Regions from separate parts of the Homo sapiens genome. Here region 2 is linked to region 1. The links are chromatin loops, found by intact Hi-C in ENCODE. Cell type or tissue: HCT116. All regions are shown on one strand. Links, peaks and the distances in the headings refer to the core of each region. The heading gives the core; the rest is flanking DNA.

Evidence for each region. Hi-C counts contacts between places; a loop is a spot of excess contacts. Peaks named below come from ENCODE experiments on the same cell type or tissue, not always from the same donor. Only the 100,000 strongest peaks of a DNase experiment are listed, where the experiment ranks them.
Region 2: it touches region 1 in a loop (3-fold over the local background); 2 of 110 quality-filtered maps call a loop at or near these places.

Annotation. Positions count from the first base shown.
Region 1 is chr12:26,906,066-26,908,565 of GRCh38, reverse strand. INTS13 (integrator complex subunit 13) reads left to right here. Exons shown (of 17, transcript NM_018164.3): 16 at 2,129-2,264. Among named protein-coding and RNA genes, the nearest start is that of INTS13, 31 kb to the left of the region's middle. In HCT116, for the core only: no CTCF peak of the experiment used is centred there; no DNase peak of the experiment used is centred there.
Region 2 is chr12:26,960,698-26,969,690 of GRCh38, reverse strand. FGFR1OP2 (FGFR1 oncogene partner 2) reads right to left here. Exons shown (of 7, transcript NM_015633.3): 6 at 6,236-6,349; 7 at 3,043-5,095. The coding sequence ends at 4,958. Among named protein-coding and RNA genes, the nearest start is that of FGFR1OP2, 27 kb to the right of the region's middle. In HCT116, for the core only: no CTCF peak of the experiment used is centred there; a DNase peak (open chromatin) is centred at 2,951.

The DNA of each region.
Region 1 (2,500 bases), core at 1-2,500:
TGTATGATGCAGTAACAAAAAAAAAAAACCAAAATAACCATTTGTTGATATAGATTGGCACTGAAAAAAAGACTAAAATTTTTAGTTGTTAGAGCAGTGGCATTAGGATGATTTTATTTCCTCCTTTATGTGTTTTATTGTTTTCTAAATTTGTTCTCATGAACATGCATTAGTTTTATAATAAGAAAACTAAGAATTTTAAAATATATATGACAATATTAGCTCTTTTTGATGTACAGTTCTGTGAGTTTAGACAATGCATACCGCCATCACAATCAGGGTACACAACAGTCTGTCACCCCAAAAGATTTCCTCATATTGACCCTTTGTAGTCATCTTTCACTCTCCTCCTCAATCCCTGTAGTCATCCTTCACTCTCCTCCTCAATCCCTGGTAACTACTGATATGTTTTCTCTTCCTATAATTGTGCTCCCTGTAATTTTTCGGAATGTCTTATAAATGAAAGAAAATGTCATGCCACCTTTTGAGATTGGCTTTTTTCACATAGTATTATAATGACTAATTTTATAAGAAACTGCCAGCTTATTTTTCCAAAGTGGTGGCACCATTTTGCATTCCCACCACCAGTATGTGAGAGTTCTGGGTGTTCTGCATCCTTGTCCAGTTGCTGTTGTCAGGGTTACTGTTTGTTTTGTTTTTGTTTTTCATCCTATAAGGTATGTAGTGGTATTTCATTGGTGTTTTAATTTACATTTCTCTCATGATTAATGATGGTAAAACTCTTTTCCTTTGCTTATTTGTTGTCTGTCTTCTTGGGTGAAAGGTCCATTAAAATATTTTGTACATTATAAAATTGGATTGTTTCTTATTAGTGGATTTTGAGAGTTGTTTATTTATCTGGATACAAGTTCTGTGTTGGACAGGTGATTTGCAAGTATTTTCACCCAGTCTGTGGGTTGTTCTTCTCTTATAAATGACTTTTGCACAACAGAAGCTTTTTATTTTGATGAAGTCAAGTACATCCATTTTTGCTTTTATGATTATGCTTTAGGTGTTACATGTTAGAAATCTAACCCAGGGTCACAAAGGCTGATTTTCTTTTAGGAGTTCTGTAATTTTAGATTTACATTTAGGTCATGATCAATTTTTGAGTTATTTTCTATAAGGTACAAAGTATGGGTCAATATTAATCCTTTTGCCTACGATGTCCTAATGTTCCAGCAGCATTTATTGAAAAGACTATCCTTTCTTCATTGAAATATTGTACATTTATCAGAAATTAGTTGACTATGTATGTGGGATCTGCTTCTGGATTCTCTTTTATATTCTGTTGGTTTATGTGGCCGTCCTTTCACCAATCCAGTACTGTCACAGTCACTTCAAATTAAGTCTTGTAATGAGGAAGTAAGAATCTTCTAACTTTTGTCTTCTTTTTCAAAATTGTTTTGGCTATTGTAATTCTTTTGCCTTATCATATTGTGCAGGAAAGAGTTAACATAGCAGGCCTGAGACTATTATAATTAGAAAAGCCTGCTTGCAGGTTTGGCTGTTGGCTGGCATCTGGGAACTTGGCTTTTGAGATATTGCCTAGATAATGAACTGAACACCTGCTTCCCTTCTGAAAGTCTGGAACTTTGGTCATTGTGGTTAGGCAGAGAATACCTACCTGATCAGCCCCCAGTAAAAACCCTGGACTCTACTCAAACAGGCTTTACTGGCAGAAATATTGTGCACATGTGGCTGCATGTTTGCCTATGGAGGTAGTATGCACTCTGCATAAACCTCATTGGAGAGAGTGAGCATGGGAAGCCTGCAAATGGATTCTGCCAGTCTCCACCTCATGTGTTCCTTCTGCTTACCGATCTGGCTGTGTCTCCTTACTGTAATGCTGTAATCATTCTTAACCAGGAGTGTAACTTTACATTTAGTCATTTGAGTCCTTCCATCAGTCACTGAACTAGTGGTTGCTCTTGGGGACCCTGAAACACATAAATTTTAGAGTAAGAGGAAAATGATTGCCTTAATCGTGTAAAATGAACTACAGAATTAACTGCCTTAATTGTGTAAAATGAACAACAGAATTAAAGGTAAGTTTGGAAATTTGGAAATTTGGAAATAATAAATTATTCTATCTTTTTTTTCTCTCTCCTTTTAAATATAACACTAGGGCCAGTGTCGTTATTATCCTTGTGGAGTAATAGAATCAATACTGCCAATTCCAGAAAACATCAGGAATTTGCTGGACGTTTGAACTCTGTTAATAACAGAGCTGAACTATATCAACATCTTAAAGAGGAAAATGGGTTTGTGTTACTTATTGTCAAAATTGGTTTTGTCAATTGCCTGTATAGTACCTTAACAATCATTGCTTATTTGTAATAATCAGCAGTTTTTTATTACTAATATTATGAACTAATACATGTTCCCCATAAGCAGAAAAAATTAACCTCTTTGATTCTTGCTTCTAAAAGGCTTAGTTATATTGATTGTAACCCTGAAAGTATTTACTCCTTAGAGCATTTCTTTTTAATGCTTAATA
Region 2 (8,993 bases), core at 1,778-4,277, 59 kb before region 1:
ATATTTGTTGAGTTCCTGGCCAGGCATTGCCTTGAGCACTAGGAAGATGGAAAACACAGGCATGGTCTTTGCTGTCTGGGACTGGAGTGTGAGACAGATACTAAAATAGTTACACAAGATGTGTAATATGCAATGAAAATGTATAATGGGATAGGGCTAGAAAGTGGGATGCCAAGGAAGGAGTCCTTGAGGAAGTGACATTCCAGCTGAAACTTGGAGGTTGAGTAGGAGTAGCCAAAACCAAGTATGTCATGTGTAGGAAGGGGAGTATTATTAACAGAAGCCTCAAGGCCTCCCCTTCTCATTGTAGAGAGCTGTAAAACCAACACATGCCAATTGTAACCTTGGGTCTGCAACCTAAGTTTAACTCTTAAAACCAAGTTTTGTTAAATCTCACACTGACAATGCTGATAACAAGCTTATCTTCCCAGGTACAGAATAAGGATGAGACAAAATCAACCACTCTTCTGCCTACCCTGAAACAGATGAATAACTGAGTCTTTACTCCCTTTTTTCAGTTTATCTTATATGAAACATAGATTTACTGAGCGTTAATCAGAGCCTCACAAGAATGTAATCATTTGCCTCACTGCCTAACCCCTCTCCCTTTTCCCTCCTCACTCTCTCCCCTAAATAATGAGTTTCCAAAACCCTCTTTAGAAAGCTCAGGTCACAGATGCTCATGTGGCTTGCGTTTTTTCTCTGGCATGTCTTTAAACTTTGGCCCAATAAACCTCTACTGATTTAAGACACTTGCCTCAGTCACTTTTTTTGGTTAACAGGTTTTCTGATTCACAAGAAACTTATAATGACCTCTGGAAAGACAGAGGTTGTAGGAAGAGGTTTACTCTGAATTGTAAATTTTTTAGTATGCTAAGATTTTTAACAGTGTACATTTATTTTTTCATTTAAAAAATAACAAAACATGACCTAACAAACTTCTGGGAATTTGCACGCTAGAAATTACAATAAATAAAGTTATGTATATGGATGTTTACTGCATTATTTTGTATTAAACTTTGCAAACTATCCATCAGTTGGGGGAACTGATGAATAAATTACAACTCCATAATGGTAGCTACAAAAATGCTTGATTTACAGGCATCAGAAACTGACTGGCTAATGCAAACAGTACAATTAGCTGGAAGAATACTGATGCTGTTTGCTTCAGGACATTTCCCCGTATGCATCTGATTTTTACATATTTGTAATTATATGGGTAATTTATGTTAAGCTTTTTAATGCATATTTAGGTACTTTTTTCTTCTTGTTGCTAGCATCTTCAAGCCATAGACTGTAATCAACTGTATTGAGTGAATATTGACATTTAACTATTCCCCTACTGTAGGATATTTAGGTTGAATCCAATTTGTATACTTTAACACTACCATAATGTAGCTTTGACCAGGGGTAGCAGTGGAGGAGAGAAATGGTAGGATTCTGATTTATTTGGAAGGAAGAGCCAACAACAGGATTTGCTGATGAATAGGATGCACGATATGAGAAAGTGGAGTCAAAGTTGCCACCAAGGTTTTTGGCCTTAGCAACTGCAAGGATGGAGTTGTCATCAAGCAGGATGGGAAAGAGTATGGAGGCGTTCTGGGAGGTTTGGAGTTTGGCTTTGGACATCTTAAGCATAAAATTTCTCTTTGACAGTCACAGCTGCATGAATCCGGGGTGAGAGGTCTATGCTGGAACTGTGAATTTAGGAGCCATCAAGCATAGAGGTGGTATTTAGTCATGAGACTGGGTGAGATCACCAGTGAGTAGAGACACTGCACAGAATAGGTATAAGGACTAAGCCCAGTGGCTCTCTAATGTTAAGAGGTCAGCGAGAAGAAACAAAGGAGACTGAGGAGCAGCCAGAGAGGTTAAAGGAAAAAGTGTCTCCTCAAATTCCAATTAGAAATTATCATCTTCATCAGTATTTTACTAAAAAATGTTCTCCTATTTCACTCTGACAATGAAAAAAGGTAGTGACCACCAAAATTATGGATCTACGATTGTCCATTTTTCATTGAAGCAATTTTTTTTTTTTTTTTGAGATGGAGTTTCACTATTATTGCCCAGGCTGGAGTGCAATGGTGAGATCTCGGCTCACTGCAACCTCTGCTTCCCAGGTTCAAGCGATTCTCCTGCCTCGGCCTCCCAAGTAGCTGAGATTACAGGCACCCACCACCATCCCTGGCTAACTTTTTGTATTTTTAGTAGAGACAGGGTTTACCATGTTGGCTAGGCTGGTCTTGAACTCCTGACCTCAACTGATCCACCTGTTTCGGCCTCCCAAAGTGCTGGGATTACAGGGAAGCAATTTATTTCTATAAAATTTTAGAAGTCACCTTGATATTAAAGAATATAAAATTAGAGCAGAAATTGTGAGGTTATAAATTGGTTTTTAAGAACTTTCTTATATAAAATAAAAATATAGTTGATAGATGAAAAACAATAGATGTCTTAGTTTCCTAGGGTTACTCTAACAAATTACCACAGGCTGGGTGAATGAAAACAACAGAAATTTATTTCCTCACAGTTCTGGAGGCCAGAAGTCTGAAATCAAGCAGGCTTGGTCCTTTCTGGAGCCCGTGAAGAACCCATTCCATGCCTCTCTTGCAGCTTCTGGTGGTGGCTAGCAGTCCTTGCGTAACTCATTGCCTCTGTCCTCATGCTGCTATATCTGTGTTTCATATCTCCTCCTCTCTTATTGTAACGACACTAGTCACTGGGTTTGGAGCCCACCCAAAATCCAGGGTAATTATATCCTGAGATCCCCTAATCACATCTGTAAAGACTATTTCCAAATATGGTCACCTTCCCAGGTGTATCAAGTTAGGACTTAGACTTACCTTCTAGGGGACATGATTCAACCTACTACAAATGGTAAGAAGTTCTGCAGGATCCACACTAAGAAGCTGCTAATTCCTAAGGAATACAGATAGAGGTCACTGCTAAGTAGTTTTGCACTAAGAAGAGACAAAAAACCTTAAAATTAAACCATATATAAGAATAAGGGTAAGCACTTTTCAAATTAAATTGGAGACCATACCAATTTTAATCATTCATCTTTAATAATAAAATAGGTTCCTATGCAGTACATACCTCAAACATAAACTTAAGGTTCTGTTTAACAACAACCAAAAAAAAAAAAAAAATAGGATGGAAATGTGTCACTAAATAACAAAGTAAATGTCTTTAAACATGAAGACCTTAAATTCATATCCAAGCAAAAAGACGAAGAATAAGTTAACCCAACTTGTTTACAAAAATAATTATTTATCAAGTAAGCTTTTATAGTAGAGCTGCCTCAATGAACTGCCTCAGACTTAATCTCAATGGTGTAGCTTGAAATAGATTTCCTTTATTAGCAGGGATAAGAAGTATCTGAATGAATGTGTCATTAAATTAAGGAATACTTTCCCAAAAACAATAAAAAGTTTAAAAATAAAAACTGTCATTTATTTATAAAATATCAAATAAGGCCTCTGACTGAAAAAAAGAAATCTATATAATGTTTGGGCCATTAGCCCTTTTCTATTCAATCAGTCTCATCCACCCCATTCACCCCAAACTTAAGATAAAAAAATTCTCAAGTGTAGTTTTGAATTTTACCAATATATGAAATTATACATAAAATTACCATATAAAGTAATATTTAACAAATTATATACTCAAAGTATAATTTTCCATTTGTCTTAATTTTAATACGTATTCAACATAAATGAGTACAATATATTTAACCATGTTTGACACTCTTCTTTTATCCCTTTTTAATACAATCACCACAACATAAGAAAATTTAGGTTTCAACTGATGTTAAAGCACATTTCTGTATCTGGTGGTTTTTAAAAAAATTACATATTATATATTTGACATTTTAAAAGACAACAGAAACAAATCCACAGATTACTCCACCTTTACCCCCACTTTCAGCTGAAAGGTTTTAAGAAAAATCTTGCAGGTTATGAGGACCAGATGGAGCTTAAAAACAGATCCGGAACTTTTTTTTTGAAATTGTATTTACTTTTTTTTTTTGTATCTCAAGAATACTTAAAGGAAAAAAAAAAGGGTTCTATGAGCCAGAGGAATTCCCAATTCACTTTGAAATTACCATACCTATCTTGCCATATCAAACATTTCAATTCTGTTAACTAAATGAACTACATAATATCCTTAAAAATCAGCCAGAGAAGAGAAAAACAAATCTCGTCTTCATTATTGACTTTGAACCAAAACTTATTCTTTCAAAGGAGTAGTTTAACCTACTAAATATGTCTATTATAAGATCTTCTTTCTTAGAAAGTAGTATTCCTTCTTTTTCATTCCTGAAATGGTATTTCTTACACTTAAACAAGTTATGGACAATTGTTAGCTAAGTATCAGTTATGATAAATTGCTAAAATTAAATTATCTGTTTAAGGTACATATAACACATTCCTATAGCCTTTAAAACTGTATTTTCTTTCACAAAAATTTAAATAAATGTGAAAGTAGGCAATCACTAGAAGTCTCATGGTACATAAACTTTGCATCAACTTTGACGCCAAATAAGGATGAAATTTAGCGTACAAATCCTCCGTTCACAAAACAGTGGCAAAAATTTATATTTTTAAATTGGTATAATTTTATGCATTCTCAAACATTTACTGGGAATATTCAAGTTTACCTAATTAATCACCCAGAAAGCCAGCAGTACTGCCAAAAGCTCTTGGTATATTCAGTAGTCACTGTGAAAACTTTTCATTTCTTTACCATTTGGCAATGGCTCAGTTTCTATTTTCCAATTATGTTTTGGAATAAAGTCTATGACCATTAACTATGCATTTTTTGTTGCTATCTCATAGCCCGTGCACTGTACATATTTACAGAGAAAAAAATAAAGGATTGAATTTTCTGTCCATTCATTCATTCACTTATTTGACCATTTGGAGCCATGTAAGAAGCTCACAGACTCAGAAACTCTTCAGCTCTTCCTCAGACTCAAATCACTGTTGGTCACTAATGCTGACAAAGAAGTACTTTCCGACGCATCATCTTTCCTTAGGTTCAAAAATGATTCTCGAGTTATTTGAAGGATCTCTCTCAAGCCTTTGTTTTCTTGCTAAAAGGCAAGCAAAAACAAAGATGCAGTCACTATCTACAAGGTAGCTACAACATCACAAACATATGTTAGGAAAAACTGAACATATGAAGGTATAACAAACAAGCAAGGTCTGTAATTGGCATTAATCTACTCAATGATATATGCAGTTGGCAACTTGAATCTAAAGAACACTTATGCAGCTAGGAATCGTGTTCAACATCTTCCACCACTGCAAAGCCTTCTTACTTAAGCAGCTATAATTGTAAACAGAAGCTCAGAAATTGCCTTATTTTACAATCACATTAGAGATGAAGAAAATAACATCTAGATTTATTTTTATATAAACTCGTAAAGCCAGTGAATAGGCTAGAATCTCCTAGTAATTTTTAGTATTTTTATTACTTTCCATGATAGCATGGAATGTAGGACAAGTTTAGCTCATTGGCATTTGAGAGCAGCAGGGTAGGGGTAGCTGATGATATTTTTCAAGAAGGAAAGTAAGTGACCAAATCTGGCACTGGTAAATAACTTTGCTTTCTGGCCTCCTTTTGGTTAGTTACTGTAAAAAAATTTGTAGACATTTAACAATAACCTTTCATAATTTGTTCTCTATCACTTTATCTTCAGTCTCACTTTCTAAATTTTAGTAGTCTAAAGCAGGTTCCCCGCCGTGATTTCAAAATGAAGCTCTTAAGGCATAAAAGTCTATTGTACTGATTTCAGTTATTCAGAGACTGGTACTTTCACTGTCATAAAATAAAGGACAGATGACAAAGGTTTTTAGAATCCCCAGAAAAATAAGAGTGCCCCTAAATATTTGTGGATTAAAAAAAATTTCCCTGTATCACTATGATCTCTAATAGAATAAACAAAATTTTAAAAATGACTCAATTGAAGAAGTACATTCACTTCATAAGATAAGCAATATAGAATGAAACATCAATTTTCTACATTACTGGTATATTGTAAGTTACTAATAATCCTAGATTCTTGCATCACCACATAAATGGTCTTGCATAATATGCCCACATAGACAGCATCCAGGAGAACATTACCAGTACCCAAGAAGAGTAAATATATATTTAAAAATGGGATATATTTTCTGGCATAAATCTTTATATGGACAGTTTTCATCTACATTTGCAATGTAAAACTTACTTCAAGTTGAAATATTCGTTCTTGTTCCTTGCAACCCTGTTGCTCGTCAATTTCAATGGCTTTCCTCATTACTGCTGCCATTTCAGTTATCTGGTCAACATGTGCTTGCAGTTCCTGAAAAAGAGGGATGGGAGTTGGAAATCAGCAAAATACTTTTTTATTTTTGGATCCTCTCCTTTTTATAAAATCTGCAGTACCACTTAACATGAATATTCTTACATTGTCACTTAATATGAATAAAACAAATATTAACAATGAAGTTGGTTGACCACAGATGTGCTTTTGAAATCAAATTTGTTAGGACTAGAATTAAGAATAAGCAGCACAATATAACTAAACCTAGCAGCAAGAAAAATACTCATATTTTACATTCCTCTCACCACAATGATCAGCAACTTTTTCTTTTTTTTTGCACTTACATACACTATTGTTCAAAGTAACGGGAATGATAAAAATTGCCGACGCATTCAATCTCTTTTCCTCCCTGAAGTCTTCAATGATTTAGAAATCTTTTCTGTATTGTTCAGGCCTATAAAGTTATCTCAATCCAATCTGTAACCTTTTCTAGGTCATAATCCTCTTTGAGAGCAGGAACTGCATCTTTACATCCACCTACTATCTAGTGTATGGTATATGGTAAGTATTGAATAAAATGAGCACAATTCTGCTTTTCAGTATTAAAATATTAAATGGCCTTCTTTGCTAACTATTGAAAATATAGTATCAGTATAATACAGACATCCACATTTGTTAGGCGCAGCAAGTAGCATAAATTCTTCCAATCTCATTTTCTTATCTTGCACACCTATGATGTGCCAGTACTATGCTAAACAACAGGAATACAAAGACTGTCAAGACATGTCCCCTGATCTGAAGAAGCTTACAGTCTAGTGAAAGAGACAGACAAAAAAGGTTTAAAATCAACAGAAACTCGAGAATAATCATTTTCTCAATGAACAGCTTCTATAGACCATTATTCACAGCAACTGAGAGGTATTTTATCATATTAAGCCTAAGACTTAAATATAAAAGTGAATAACTCCCCAAATAAACAGTCTCTTCAGTAGTTGTGTATATATATATTTGTAAAAAGGATTTAACAGTACTCCAAGAAACCCACGGAACTAATAAGCTGGAAGAAATGACAAGGTAGTATCTTTGGCAAAGCACATTTAATAACCTCTTAACCAACAAAAATGTAGGTCCTTTTCATGGGGAAACCTATACACTGCTAGTACTCAGCAAGAAGGTACTCTAAAAGGCTAATCTGTGCTGTCCAAAACAATGTTAAACTTAATTAAAATCAATACATTTTTAAAAATTAACAATTCAGTCCCTCAAACGCATTAGTGACACTGCAAGTGCTCAACAGCCACATGTGGCTACTGGCTTCCACACTGGACAGCACAGATAAAAAACATTCCAATCATTTCAGAAAGTTCTACTGGATAGTTTTGAATTAGATTATGGTAGGAAGAATGATATTAAGACAAGTATCTGTCATATTCTGCAAGTTAACCATTAAAATTCCTCCCATTGTCAAGGAAGCATAATATGTAAAAGCAGGTTAAGTACAGATCATTGCAGCTGCAAACTGAGTAAGGGTAATGAGTAAAAACTTTGAATACCAACAGCATCCTCAATTTATGATTTGGTCAGTCCTATGGCACTGACCTAAGTTAAAAAACTACACAGAAAGCAAGCATTTCTTTTTTTTTAGACAGAGTCTCGCTCTTGTTGGCCAGGCTGGAGTGCAATGGCACGACCTCGGCTCACTGCAACCTCCCACTCCCAGGTTCAAACAATTCTCTTGCTTTAGCCTCCCGAGCAGCTGGGATTACAGGCACCCGCTATCACGCCTGGCTAACTTTTTGTATTTTTAGTAGAGATGGGGTTTCACCATGTTGGCCAGGCTGGTCTCCAATTCCTGACGTCAGGTGATCCACCCACCTCAGCCTCCCAATTACAGGCATGAGCCACCATGCCTAGCTGAAGCAAGCATTTCTTTGCCTTTAAAATAGAAGGAAAAAAACTACTGATTTTTTCAGTACCAAGTCTAACAAAGCTCATCATGAGAAAAAACCCAATACTTCAAATAGGGCAGCACTTTTATAAAAGGTCATGGTAATGGTTCACTTATTTAATTATAAAATCTTCAGAGAAGTATCACAGATTTTTTAACAAGCACAAGAGGCAAGATCTGTGCTTTCAAAACTGTCTGGAAGACAAGAAGTGTCACCAACATAACCCTTGAACTGTCTTGAAATGTCTTTCATTTCTAACTCCCTGTCTAGGTTTATTCCTCCTTTATTCAATAAAGACCTGCCACAAGTGAGTTAAAAAAAAATTAAGACACAATGGAGAGAGCACTACTATACTTAATCCTAACATCTAAACAAAGGCATTTTAATTTCATTTGCAAAATCAAAGGACTACAAACTATCCACAATCTGAATTAAAACATTTAATACTTTGACCTTATGAAATCAGTTTAAAATTAATGCCAAGAAAATATCTTTGATGTCCAGAAAGGAAATGACTGTTTCACAGCAACAACTAACAAGAGCAAATAAATAAAGCGTTGGACTGAATAACCTATAAAACCTGCAAATATCTAACAGGCTGTACATGATACAATACACAGAAAATTAATGAGAGATTTAAAGTTTCTACACTGAACAGCATGGCTATTAAAGACACAACATTCTTTTAATAAATTTCATTTATTTGCTGATCTAATCTGGGAGGGAAATTCAAT